Regions from separate parts of the Homo sapiens genome. Here all the other regions are linked to region 2. A link is a contact called in ENCODE Hi-C or POLR2A ChIA-PET data. All regions are on one chromosome and are shown on one strand. Each heading gives the region's core, a stretch centred on a gene start or an enhancer-like site at or near the end of the contact. The rest is flanking DNA. Distances are from core to core; before and after follow the strand shown. Region 1 holds the start of ATIC (5-aminoimidazole-4-carboxamide ribonucleotide formyltransferase/IMP cyclohydrolase). Region 2 holds the start of DNPEP-AS1 (DNPEP antisense RNA 1). Region 3 holds the start of WDFY1 (WD repeat and FYVE domain containing 1).

The links. A loop is a pair of places that touch in the nucleus more often than their neighbours do. ChIA-PET counts read pairs that join two places held with the same protein, here RNA polymerase II (POLR2A). Pooled maps may share reads with other maps.
Region 1: a loop to region 2 is called in a map of CD4-positive, alpha-beta T cell, with 8 times the contacts of the local background. The contact joins the promoter of ATIC here to the promoter of DNPEP-AS1 in region 2. A Hi-C loop is called at or near these places in 1 of 168 maps with a recorded cell type or tissue (CD4-positive, alpha-beta T cell) and 5 of 50 pooled maps. POLR2A ChIA-PET finds 5 or more read pairs at or near these places in 2 of 52 experiments (activated B cell and naive thymus-derived CD8-positive, alpha-beta T cell).
Region 3: a loop to region 2 is called in a pooled map, with 6 times the contacts of the local background. The contact joins the promoter of WDFY1 here to the promoter of DNPEP-AS1 in region 2. A Hi-C loop is called at or near these places in 3 of 168 maps with a recorded cell type or tissue (CD4-positive, alpha-beta T cell, CD8-positive, alpha-beta T cell and naive thymus-derived CD4-positive, alpha-beta T cell) and 10 of 50 pooled maps. POLR2A ChIA-PET finds 5 or more read pairs at or near these places in 1 of 52 experiments (activated T-cell).

What each region holds. Positions count from the first base shown.
Region 1 is chr2:215,310,579-215,314,918 of GRCh38, forward strand. ATIC (5-aminoimidazole-4-carboxamide ribonucleotide formyltransferase/IMP cyclohydrolase) reads left to right here and starts at 1,481. Exons shown (of 16, transcript NM_004044.7): 1 at 1,481-1,583; 2 at 1,920-2,046. The coding sequence starts at 1,565. It overlaps LOC124907975 (a long non-coding RNA gene), which reads right to left and starts at 1,394. Exons shown (of 2, transcript XR_007088075.1): 1 at 101-1,394. RefSeq lists an enhancer at 1,185-1,835 and silencers at 1,366-1,445, 1,456-1,825.
Region 2 is chr2:219,386,512-219,390,690 of GRCh38, forward strand. DNPEP-AS1 (DNPEP antisense RNA 1) reads left to right here and starts at 2,059. Exons shown (of 4, transcript NR_183823.1): 1 at 2,059-2,285; 2 at 2,376-2,537. DNPEP (aspartyl aminopeptidase) reads right to left here and starts at 1,401. Exons shown (of 15, transcript NM_012100.4): 1 at 1,248-1,401; 2 at 559-652; 3 at 381-469; 4 at 154-267. The coding sequence starts at 1,283. RefSeq lists an enhancer at 82-928 and silencers at 1,193-1,432, 1,453-1,972, 2,053-2,202.
Region 3 is chr2:223,943,192-223,947,525 of GRCh38, forward strand. WDFY1 (WD repeat and FYVE domain containing 1) reads right to left here and starts at 2,144. Exons shown (of 12, transcript NM_020830.5): 1 at 1,957-2,144. The coding sequence starts at 2,093. LOC124907989 (a long non-coding RNA gene) reads left to right here and starts at 33. Exons shown (of 2, transcript XR_007088100.1): 1 at 33-1,216. RefSeq lists enhancers at 956-1,075, 1,086-1,145 and a silencer at 1,716-1,895.

The sequences.
Region 1 (4,340 bases), core at 231-2,730, 4.1 Mb before region 2:
TGTATTTATTTTGTGGCAAAGGTGTCATTTTTAGAAAGAAACAAATGTGTTCAATTTTGCTTTCCCTGTTTTTAATGAATTAAGAAAGGTCTTCTCTTACCTTCTTTTGACTGTCATCATTCCTCTCATCCAGGAATATTTACAGGTTTGCAAGAAGACACCATCTTTAAGTAGTTTTTAGGCACTTTTACAATACTGACTAAATTGTATAAAATAGTATTATAAATTAATATTTAAATTATAATTTTATGACGTGAAAATCAACAACGAATGTCAATTTCACTTCGTTTTGACTGTCATCTGTGGCCTCTGGAGTCCCTCACTTAAATCATTGGTCCTTGGTTTTATTTTTTAAGCCTATTAAAAAGGAGGATGGGGCCGGGCACGGTGGCTCACACCTGTAATCCCAGCACTTTGGGAGGCTGAGGTGGACAGATCATTTGAGGTCAGGAGTTGAAGACCGGCCTGGCCAACACCGTGAAACCCCATCTCTACTAAATATACAAAAAAAAAAAAAAAAAAGTACAACAACAACAAAAAATTAGACGGGTGTGGAGGCAGAGGCAGGAGAATTTCTTGAACCTGGGAGGCAGAGGTTGCAGTGAGCTGAGATGGTGCCACTGCTCTCCAGTCTGGGAGACAGAGCGAGACCCTGTCTCAAAACAAACAAGCAAACAAGCAAGCAAGCAAACAAACAAAAAACAAGTTGGGCATGGTGGCTCACCCCTGTAATCCCAGCACTTTGGGAAGCCGAGGCAGGCGGATCACCTGAGGTCAGGAGTTTGAGACCAGCTTGGCCAACATGGCGAAACCCCATGTCTACTAAAAATACAAAAATTAGCCGGGCATCGTGGCGCCTGCCTATAATTCCAGCTACTCGGGAGGCTGAGGCAGGATAAACTCTTGAACCCGGGATGTGGAGGTTGCAGGTTGCACGTGACATAGCCGAGATCGCGCCATTGCACTCCAGCCTGGGCAACAAAAGCGAAACTCCATCTCAAAAAAAAAAAAAAAAAACAAAAAAAACAAAAAAACCCAGAAAAACAAAAAAACAACAAACAAAAAGGGAGGATGGTAGATAACTGTCCAGATACTTTCCAGCTTTGCCGCTATATGAACTATTCCTTTTGTTTAGTTTTCAGCATGGGAGCTTCTGGCACTTTTACGTACTTTCCAGCTTCTGGGGACCGGCTGCCTAGAATAACAGGCATTTGCCCCAGAGGCCGTGGAGTGGCCTCACTTTGGGGTCGTGGGCAGATCGCTGGCTCCCACGCCTGGACTTCGGGATCGCAGGCAGGATCCCTTCCAGCCCAAGCACTCCGCCCAGGCGCGCCAGGCAGAGCCCCACCCCATCCCGCCGTTCCCTTCAGCCCCGGGGCGCGGATCTTGCATCTGAAACTGAGCAGAGCAGGGCGCCGGGCAGGGCCGGCGGGCCACGTGATAAGCCCGGAAACAGCTCCGCCCCCTCGCTTCCTGAGCCGCCACATCCCGGCAGCCCTCCTACCTGCGCACGTGGTGCCGCCGCTGCTGCCTCCCGCTCGCCCTGAACCCAGTGCCTGCAGCCATGGCTCCCGGCCAGCTCGGTGAGGCCCTAGCGGAGCGGCGCGGTCTGCGTCCTCGCCTGCGGCCCCCCACGCTCCCGCCTTGGCGGCGGCCGGCGGGACCCGGCACTGCAGGGGCGGCGCTGCGGGATTGAAAGCCAGCGTCCCCGCTCCCCGGCCGGGCCGCAGCCTGCGTGGGGCCCGCCTTAGAGCAGCTCGCGGGTGTAAGACCTGGGGAGGCCCGGACCAGGCCTGCGAACGCAGGGTCCAGGTGCTGGCCTTGCGATTCGAGAATCTCCTCCCCCAGACCCTCCCAAGGCCTTGCAGAACACAGTGCAATGTGCTGCGAATCATGAGAAAAAATGTCTTCTCTTTCAGCCTTATTTAGTGTCTCTGACAAAACCGGCCTTGTGGAATTTGCAAGAAACCTGACCGCTCTTGGTTTGAATCTGGTCGCTTCCGGAGGGACTGCAAAAGCTCTCAGGGATGCTGGTCTGGCAGTCAGGTAAGGCATAGCTAGTTCCATCAGAAAGGAGTGTGATCACATTAACCAGGAAGTATTGTATTCCAGGCACCAGCAGCAAAACGCCTTATTTACTCCTCCCAGTAGCGCTGTGAGGTTGGTGTAATACTTCCCCACTTTATGGGGAAAAAAAGTGAGGCTCAGAGAGATTTAGCAACTTTTAAGACCCTGGACGGCTGGGCTAGGTGGCTCACGCATGTAATCCCAGCACTTTGGGAGGCCGAGGTGGGCTGATCACTTACGGTCAAGAGTTCGAGACCAGCCTGGCCAACATGGTGAAACCCGTCTCTACTAAAAATACAAAAATTAGCCGGTATGGTGGCACACGCCTGTAATCCCAGCTACTGGGAAGGCTGAGGCAGGAGAATCGCTTGAACCTAGGAGGCGGAGGTTGTGGTGAGCCGAGATGGCACTACTGCACTCCATCCTGGGTGACAGAGAAAGACCCTGGACAACACACTGGACAGATTTAGCATCTTCTGCACAAGTTTAAACAGTTGAGTAAGGGAAAAGTAGGATTGGAACCCGTGCTGTTCCTGATTTTAGGACACTAGTCTTAGCCCCTTCCTTAAACAGATTAACTTAGGTGGGCCACTTGTTATGCAAGGAAAACTTCAGTTACTTTGACTGGTGATTTAATAAAACTCGACATCATGAAGATTCCAATTTACCTGCCTTCCCTTAGAATCTCTGGTAACCATATGAAGGTGCAAATCATTCATTCCCACGTTCACAAGCCCTTCATTAGCTGACTAGGCCATGGAAAGAAGGGACTTAGAAATGATTAACCAGGATGCCATTGCTGATGTCAAGGAGTGGCATTCTGGGAGGAGAGGGAGGAAGTCTACTGAAAGGTAGAAAAATGAAAAAAACTATAGGATAGCTATTTAATAAACGGCAGTGAGAGTTGGGAGGAACGAGATGACCACCCCTGAAACATATTTTAGAATGAAAGAGATGAAGGATATCTGTCTGCTTTTTGTTGCCATGTGGAAAATTTGCTTCTTGGTTTCTAGATCCATGTAGAGGTAGGTTATTACCTTTTCTTTGTGCAGTTCCCAGCTATGTGAGCAGTACACAGCTTCCCTAAGTTTAACAAGTTCAGATGGTAAGAATGCCTTACTTTATTAACAAATACATAACTGTATATTTTCGGATGTCTTTTTGCGTCTTGTCTCTGTGGTTTTCATGGGAAACCTGTGAGAATCGTGGCAGGCAAGTTGGCTCTTTGCTCATCAGCAACCGAATGAGAATTCAAAGTCCAGACCTGCGTGCTTTCCATTGGGCCAAGTTGGGTCCTCCTATGGTAATGGAACCTTCGTAAAGCAAAATCCTCATCTGTAGTCTCTTTTTTTTCCCCACCAAACTTTGTATTATGGAAACATTTCAGACACAATCAAAAGTAGAAAAGTATAATGATCCCTTGGGTCCTATATCTGTCACCCACTTTAGGTACTTATCAACTGATTAGTCTTGTTTCTGTACCTATACCCACTCCTCACTTATCTTCATTATGGTCATATCTTCTTTAAAAACTGGAAATGTAAATGTGTTTCTCTTCTATGAAAGGATAAGAAGTTCACCATGAGTGATTTATTTAGACCCCAGCACAGTAAAGTTCACTGAATGAAATGTAAACAACTTGGAGCAATTGTTTTTTCTTCAACAAAGGCCACATTCAGTTGCAGTGGTATTTTATTCAGTTGCAGTGGTATTTTACATATATAAACTCTTATAGTCCTTATAACAACTTTTTAGTTTAGGTAGTGTTATCCTCATTTTATAGGTGAGGAAATTAAGCACAACGTAGTTAAGTAACTCGCTCGAGATTACACAGCTAGTTAAGAGGCCAAGATTTTTTTTTTTTTTCTCTGAGATAGAGTTTCACTCTTGTTGCTCAGGCTGGAGTGCAATGGCACTGTCTCAGCTCACTGCAACCTCTGCCTCCCAGGTTCAAACGATTCTCCTGCCTCAGCCTCCCAAGTAGCTAGGATTACAGGCGCCCGCCACCACGCCTGGCTAATTTTTTTGTATTTTTGGTAGAGACAGAGTTTCACCATGTTGGCCAGGCTGATCTCGAACTCCTGACCTCAAGTGATCGCCCGCCTTGGCCTGCTGGGATTACAGGTGTGAGCCACCGCACCCGAGGCCAAGATTTTGTAGGGGTGGAAAGGTGTGATCCTTTGCTCTCCATCGTAAACGTCACGGCCAATATTTTTATAAGAGAAGACAGGTTATAATAAGAGAAAAGCATAACAAATTTATTTAACAAAGTT
Region 2 (4,179 bases), core at 809-3,308:
ATGAAAGGCTCAAGGTGTGAAGGAAGGGGCCAACAAGTTTACCTTCTCCCTTACTCCAGGGGATAGAGGCCCCAGTTTGTACCTCCTAGTTCTCTTTTGCCCTGTACTCCCTCTGACATCTCCTCCCACCCCAACACCGTCCGAGTTCCTTACCCGGAGGCAGGGGCTGTCCGTGTGGGCCCCGATGAGGCTGAAGCCATTGCCAGGAACGTACTGGCCCCCTACAGCAAAAGCTATGATGGTGGAGGAGTTCCTGGTCATGAAGTACTGAGGAGAAGGGGAGGAAAGACAGGGGTGTGAGTTGCATTACTCAGCTGGCACACAGGGCTTGGAGACCAGCCTAGGGACCTGCCTTTCCACCCCCACCCCACCCCCAGTACCTTGCTCTCGGGCTTAATATTCCATTTCTCAGTCTCCTTGAGTTCACTGAAGCCAGCCTGGAGAAGGCGGTTGCGGCATTCAGCCACAGCTGTGGGAAAAGCACCCTCTCACAGCGATGGAAGCTGGTGAAGGGCGCATCAGCCTCCACCCTCCTCCCTTGCCCTGGCCACCGCTTACCATGGAAAGGAGAGGGACTCCGGTTCACGAACTTGAGGAGTTCCTTAGCCGCAGTCTGCACCGCCTCTTTGCGGGCCTTACCGTTCATGGCCACCTAGGGGAGGGGGATGCTCAGACTTTTACAAGGTCTGGGACCCCTGACCTTTCACCCAGGTTCCGAGGATTCTCCCATCCCCACCCCCAGAAGTGACCACTCTAAGGCACAGACCTCTGCTTCCGCCCGTCCCCACCGAGAGACCCAAACCCAGGGCTGAAACTCCGTTGAAAGCTTCAGCCCGCCGGCCCAGGATCATGAGCCAGGCCCGCCCCTTAATCCGAACTTTAGCCCGACTCCCTAAGTCCCGCCCCCATGTCCCTGCCCAGCTAGGAAATCCTGTTCTGCTCCCAAACTCCGGGATCCCAAGCGGGCCCCATACTCTGAGGCGGCCTGCATCACGTGCGCGTACCCAGCCCGGAGCCAAAGCCCTGTACCCCAAGGAGCACCCTGACTCCTCTCTCGCACCCACCTAGTCTCTCGCAGGACTCCCCCTTCCAGTCCCGGGAAAGTCGTCAGGTCACCCTCCGCGGGGCTTTCGGTTTCGCTTTGGGTCAGGCGGCCCCACTGCAGCACCGCGCTAAGCTTGGGCCCCGGAGGGCGCCGGACCCGGTCTGGGATCGAAATTCAAGTGGGGCCGTCGGGAGCCACTTACCTGCATGGCCCCGCGCGTGGGGCTGTGTCCGCTCATCTGGCCTCCGGGCTCGGCCCGCCCCCACCGCGCCGCCTGCCCCGCCCCTCACTAGCTTTGCAGGTCCCCCGCGTGCCCCTTCAGGCCGCGCCGCACTCGTAGGCCTTCATCACGCTTCCCCGGCCGCGCCGCCCCGCCCCATGTTTGGCCTCCCCGCCCACCTCTCCCCGCCCCTCGGCATCCGCCCCGCCCACCTCGGTCAGCCCCGCCCCTCGGCGGGCTTACCCTGTCCGCTCCGCCCCTCGCTGGGCACCACCACCCGCCTTGCCCCGCCCTTGCCCCGCCCCTAGCTTGGCCGCACCGCCCGCCCCGCCCCGCCCCTCGCCAGGAAGCACCGCCCGCCCTGCCCCTCGCAGGGCTGCACCGCCCGCCCCGCCCCTCGTCAAGCTTCCTCGTCCGCCCCGCCTCTCGCCAGGCTGCACCGCCCTCCCCGCTTTGTCCCGCCCCTCACCAGGTTTCCCCCATCCGCTCCGGCCCTCGCTGTACCCCACTACTCGCCCTGCCCCCGCCCTTGCTCCGCCCCGCCCTTCGTCAGGCCTCCTTGCGCTCCCCGCCCCTTGTCAGGCCGTGCCGCCCACCCCGCCCCGCTCCTCGCCAGGCTGCTCCACCCGCCCCGCCGCTCGTCACGCTTCCTCGTCCGCCCCGCCCCTCGCTAGGCTGCACCGCCCGCCCCGCTTCCGCCCCATCCCTCTCCAGGCCGCGCCTCCGCCTCCGGCCCGCCCTCGTCTCCGCCCCTGCGGGGGCTGCTCGTTAGGCCCCGCCCTGCACCCCCGTCACCCACGCCGCGCGACCCGCAGCCGCCGCCAGGGCCCTCTGCTGCCGCGGAGGTGCTAGGACAGCCGCGGACGGCCCGCCTCCCCGTGCCCCGGGCCTCGAGGCCAATAAAAAGCTCGCCCCTCCAGCTCACCGGGTCCGACGGGTACGGTACAAAGTGCTGTCTCTCGCCACAGCCACCTTTGTGACAATAAAAGCAATAAGGCTAATGTCCATGGGGCGCTCACGGTGAGCTTTAGCTTTATGATAAAGATTGGCCTGTTACCTCGTTTAATCTTCACAACTGCCCCATCAACTATGTACTCTTACTGTCCCCAGTTTATGCATGAACAGAGAAAGCTGAGATACGGAGACTAGTGATCCGTCGAGGTAATAAACGGCACAGGTGGGGTTTGAACTCCATCAGTTTGATTGCAGAGGCCTGGAACAACCCTACAGCCTTCTCTCAGATCTTTTCTGGACCTTTTTCTATGCGCTTTGGTAAGTGTTATGTTACACGGGAGGTCCACAAGGGACACAGAAGTTGACTTGCCCAAGATCACATAGCTGTTTGGGTGGATCTGGGATTTGACTCTGATATCTGTGCCCTTTCCATTTGTTAAAAACAACAGAAAAACAAATTCCACATTATTGGCAGTTCCAGTATTCCCATGTCAGGAGTAGTGAGTAGCACGTTTAAACCCCATGCACCTTCCTAGCTGCAGGAACTGATCAGGACTCTTGGTGGCCTCTAGATCCAAAACAGGGCCCAGCTACCAGGGGTTCAAACAAAATTCCAGAGATCACAGGTTTATGGAGCAACCTGCCGTTTATATACCTGGGGTGGGGAGTGACAGGGTGGGATGGGGAGAGGCTGGAAAGGTCCTGCAGCCCTCACTTCAAACTAGTAGATATGGCAGGGGAGTTTTCAAGAATTCACCCACTAGGTGCTGGCTTAAATTCATGGCATTCCCTAACCGTTTGTTGAAATACCATTATGGGCCTGGCGCAGTGGCTCACGCCTGTAATCCCAGCACTTTGGGAGGCCGAGGCGGGTAGATCACTTGAGGTCAGGAGTTCGTGACCAGTCTGACCAACATGGTGAAACCCCGTCTCTACAAAAAATACAAAAATTAGCCGGGTGTAGTGGCACGTGCCTGTAATCCCAGCAGCTACTTGGGAGGCTGAGGCAAGAGAATCGCTTGAACCCGGGAGGTGGAGGTTGCAGTGAGCTGAGATCGTGCCACTGCACTCCAGCCTGGGCGACAGAGTGAGATTCTGTCTCAATAAATAAATAAATAAAATTATGTATAAAGCTCAATGCTGAGCAGGACATGGAGAGAGCATTCTTGTCCTCTACCTCCTGGGGAGGGGACACATTCAAGGAGGACAGTGAAAGGGCCGAAACAAGGCTACAATGTATAAGGGAAGGAGACAACCTGAATAAGGAACCACCTTTAATGTTCTTTCTGATCACAGAAAAGAGTACATGCTTGAGTAAGAGATTCAAACATCACCAAAATGCATAACTTAGAAAGTGAGCCGGGAGTGGTGGCTCACGCCTGTCATCCCAGCATTTTGGGAGGGAAATACAGAAGTGTTCCTATTCAAATCAGAAGTGAGACATTGATGAGCTATTACTGCTGCTAGACAATGTGGAGCTGTAGTCAGAGCCAGTACCACAAAACAAAATTAACAATTCTATATGTGCAAAAGTAAAATTGGTCATTATTTATAGATTATATGATTATCTAGAATCCCCAAGAAAATAAACGATCAAGCTATTATTAGAACTGGTAGGAAGGGTAGCCTAATTTAAAAAACACTGACTTTCTTGTACAATAATCACCTAGAAAATATAAAAGTAAAAAGGTTCTTATTGACCATTTTTGGTTTGGGTAAAAAAGAAAAAAGTAAAAGGGCTATATTTACAAGAGCAAGAAATATTGTTAAATTTCTAGTCATGAACATATGAGACACCTAATCTCACTTTAAACAGGAAAATGCAAGTTAAAAATGAGATAACAGTTGGGCGTGGTGGCTCATGCCTGTAATCCCAGCACTTTGGGAGGCAAAGGCGGGTGGATCACGAGGTCAGGAGTTTGAGACTAGCCTGGCTAAAAATACAAAAAATTAGCTGGAC
Region 3 (4,334 bases), core at 894-3,393, 4.6 Mb after region 2:
AAAAAAAAAAGTCATTATTCTGTCCTTGCCTTTTTCAGGTCCCCACCTTCTCCCCAGGTCTCATGCACTCGATCTCTCTCACTCCTTTCTGCTTTACAGACCCACAGCCAGGTCCTGCCAATCACTCCCCTCCTTGTTGGAAGTCAGCTACAGGTGAACCAGCAGGGAGAGGCCACTGCCTGCTCACAATCAGCTCATTATCTAATTGAGGAAAAAGGCACAAGCTCACTCAAAAGCAAAATCCAAAGGACCAACAGGAGTTGGGGGCTTCAGGCTTTTTCTTCCCATTCAGGATAGGGTCAATGTCACTTCAAAAGGTATAATTACAAAAGGCTAGAGACCACGCCTTCAGCTTTAAGAGAATAGCAGTACCTTCCATCCTCCAGAAAGCTTTTGGACTTGTGGACTATCCCTATTTAAGACGGCTCATTGCATCAAGGAAACACAGTTTCATTCAATAAACATCAGTCATTTCCTTCAAATTCCCACCGGAAAGCTACTGACATTGTAAACCTTTAGGATTTGAAAGACGCTAAAGTTTAAAGTCGAATCATAAATACTGTTCCAATCCAATCACTCAGGCCCAGAGCTGGTGGGAGTTCTGGATTGCATTTCCGGCTTCACCAGTATCTCTGTAACTTAGCAGCAAGCTACACCTCCACCAGCCTCGGCTTCCTCTTAGGAGAAATGAGAAAACTGGACCCAATCAGTGTTTCCCAAAAGCATGGTGGGCGTCCAATGCAAGATGTCACAGTGCAAGAGAGGACTCTGTGTGCATGCCAATTAACATGTTTTAGTTATTAGTTTACTCTGTCTGGTGAGTAATGTTAGTTTTCCTAATAAATAAGATTTCCTTTTAAAATAAATGCATCCAAATATTTTTAAAAATGAGTCACTTTCACAAAAACCTATTTAGTAAATAAGAGTTCAGGTGATTCTAGCAGCCGTGGCAAAAATAACTGATCTAGAGGCCTGGCGTGGCGTGAAATCCCTGAGTACAGGGGGAGGAAGAGAGCGAAGGCGGCTGGAGTTCCTCGCAAAGAAGCAAGCCCCGGGCACCAGGGTCCGCAGTGACCAGCCGCCGGTCCTCCACGCTTCCAGAGGAGACGATTTGGAACTGACCCGGGAGGGCCAAGAAACACCTTCCGAGTACCAGGCTAAACCCCGCCAGGGAGAGAGACCGGGACGAAGGTCCCAGGCTAGTGCGACACCGCAGGTCGGGGTTCCCTGGTTGGAGGAGCGCGGTGGGCTGGGAGGGGCGCGTTGGTGCGCACTGGAACAGGGGTCCCCGGCTTGAGCAGCGCGGTGAGACAGAGTTCCCGCGCTGGAGGGGCGCGGTGAGACAGAGGTCCTGGGCTGGAGAGGTGCGTTGGGGCGCACTGGAACCGGGGTCCCGGGCTTGAGTGGCGCGGTGGGACAGAGTTCCCGGGCTGGAGGGGCGCAGTGGGACAGAAGATCCGGGCTAGAGGGGCGCGGTGGGACGGAGCTCCCGGGATGGACGGGCGCAGTGGGACAAGGGTCCCGGACTGGAGGGGCGCGTTGGGGAGCATTGGAACAGGGGTCCTGAGCAGGAGGGGCGAGGTGGGCTGGGAGGGGCGCGGTAGGGCGCACTGGAACAGGGGTCCTGGGCTGGAAAGACACGTTGGAACAAGGGTCCCGGGCTTGGGCGGCGCGGTGAGACGGAGTTCCCGGGCTGGAGGGGCGCGGTGGGACAGGGGATCCGGGCTGGAGGGGCGCGGCGAGACCGGGGTCCCAGGCTGGAAAGGTGCAAGTCGAGGCTGGAGGACCGGCGGGAGGGAACCGGGAACCCGGCGGAGCTAAGGGGCGCAGAGTGGGGGTGGGGCCGTGCTGCCGGGGGAGCCCCCTCACGCAGGAAGGACCGGGGCCGCGGACCCCACCGCCCCCACACCCCGTCGTCGCGGAGTTCGGGCCGCCCCGGCTGCGCCCGGGCCCTACCTGTCCTCGCTGGCCGTGATCACGCCGTCCTCCTTGGGGATGAGCAGCGCGGCCGTGACGGCGTCCTGGTGCCCCTCGATCTTGCTCAGCAGCACCGGGCGGCTGCTCTGCGGCCTGGAGTGGATTTCGGCCGCCATGTTCGCGCGGCGACTGCTGCGGCCTCCTCGGCAGGCAGCCCATCAGCTGACGCCTGGGCGGGCGGGGGACGCGCCGGTTTCCCTTCGGCTGCTGGGGCCTCTTGGGCGCCGCGCCGCCGTAAGCCCCCGAGTGCTGCCGCCGCACCGCCCGTATTGCCTGGGGATGCCGCGCAAGCTGAAAGTCTGTGGCTGGGAGAGGATGCCACGGGGCGCCTGCGGAGAAATGGGGAAAGTAAGGAAGGTTTAAAAGTAAAGCCATTCACCCAGGAATAAATTGAGCACCTGGAGGGGACAAGGAATTGTCCCCCAAACCAGAGATTTCAGAAATTACAATACTACATTTCATCCATTTGAAGAAGCCATTGTTTGAAAGGCACACACTTTCAGAAATGTTAAAATGTGAAAAAATATAGTGCATCTTAGAATCTTTGAACTACAATAGATAGCACTGAGTGGTGACCATATACCAGGCATTAACTCAGTGTCTTTGCATCTCATTTAATACTGATAATTTTAAGAGATGAAATAGATGCTCTTGTATTCCCATTTTAGAGATGAGAAAACAACCAGAGAAGTTTGATCACTACCTTAAGGTTGCACAGCTATGAGAGGGAGAAAAGCAGCCCTTGATCTCCAGGAGCTGCCTGGTACTATCAGCTGAGCTTTGGTGTTGCTAGGAAGTGTTTGCTTCCTGTGGAACATAAACATCAGACGAGGCCACTCCATAATCACATCTAAACACGGCCAAAATATGAGCGATGTACAAGCCACAGAAATTACCAAACATCCCCCTATCCTGGCTAATATGAGTGACTCTTATTTCTTTATTAATTATAATGTTAACCGCTATCTAGTCTTCCTCCATTTAGATAAGATTTATTAAGATATGCAACCTTAGAATTATACGCATTTCCTGACAACATCCAGTCCACAGGAGAGCCTCTCTTCCTTAAGCTCTCCCAGGTCACCTAACACAAACACAAATCCTATAATAAAACTGTCCGAACATCCCTTTACCCAGACACCTCACCATTCCCAATGGTGTGTCTTCTCCCTCCAACAAGCAATCAACCCCATTTGTTCCTGGTGGTTTTTGGCTAGAGGTCATTGACAACCAGTAAGTTCAAGAGCCAAAATTTGGACTCAGGAAGTCAATGACTCCAAACTTCTGCCCCACTATATTATTCTGACACCTGAATTGCAGAATTGCATTAGAACCGTACTATCCACATGACTATAGAGCACTTGAAATGTGGCTTGTCCAAACTGAGATGTAGTACAAGTGCAAAATACTACAAGATTTTATAGACTTAGCACAAAACAAAAAAGATGTAATATAGTTCATCAATAATTGTTACAATGATTACATGTTGAAATGATACTATTTTGGATATATTGAGTTAGATACTATTAAAATTAATATGACCTGCTTATTTTTTTAAGGTAGCTAATAAAAACTTTAAATTATGGATGTGAATCAGATGGTACTTCTATGTACAGTGATTTACTAGAACTTTCTTTTTGTTTTTGTTTTGTTTTGTTTTAGTTTTTTGAGACGAACTCACTCCGTCACCCAGGCTGGAGTGCAGTGGTGCGATCTCGGTTTACGGCAACCTCCGCCTCCCAGGTTAAAGGGATTCACCTGTCTCAGCTTCCCGAGTAGCTGGGATTACAAGCACCTACCACCATGCCTGGCTAATTTTGTATTTTTACTAGAGACAGGGTTTCACCATGTTGACCAGGCTGGTCTCAAACTTCTGCCCTCAAATCATCTGCCCACCTCAGCCTCCCAAAATGCTGGGATTACGGGCAGGAGCCACCATTGTACTAATACTTTCTCATGATGAAGTTATTAACAAACATTCATGAATTTATTTATTCCTATATTCAACAGACATATATCGCACACTTACTATATGCTGTTGCTGATGAGATTAATAAGACATGGTTTTTGTGAGGCTGTACAGTGTAATGACTAGACACGCTACTGAACAACTTTGTTTAATCAACCAACATCTCCCAAGTGCCTGCTGTGAGCCAGGTGCCATTCTAAATGCAGCAGTGCTCAAGAGAGACAAAAATCCCTCTGCTGTTAGAACTTACATCCCAGTGAAGGAAACAGATAGTAAACTAAATTATATAATATATTAGAAGATGTTCAATGCTATTAAATGCTATGGAGAAAATAAAGCAGGGAAGGGTGATAGGGACTCTAGGGGATGTTGCGATTTTAAATAGATG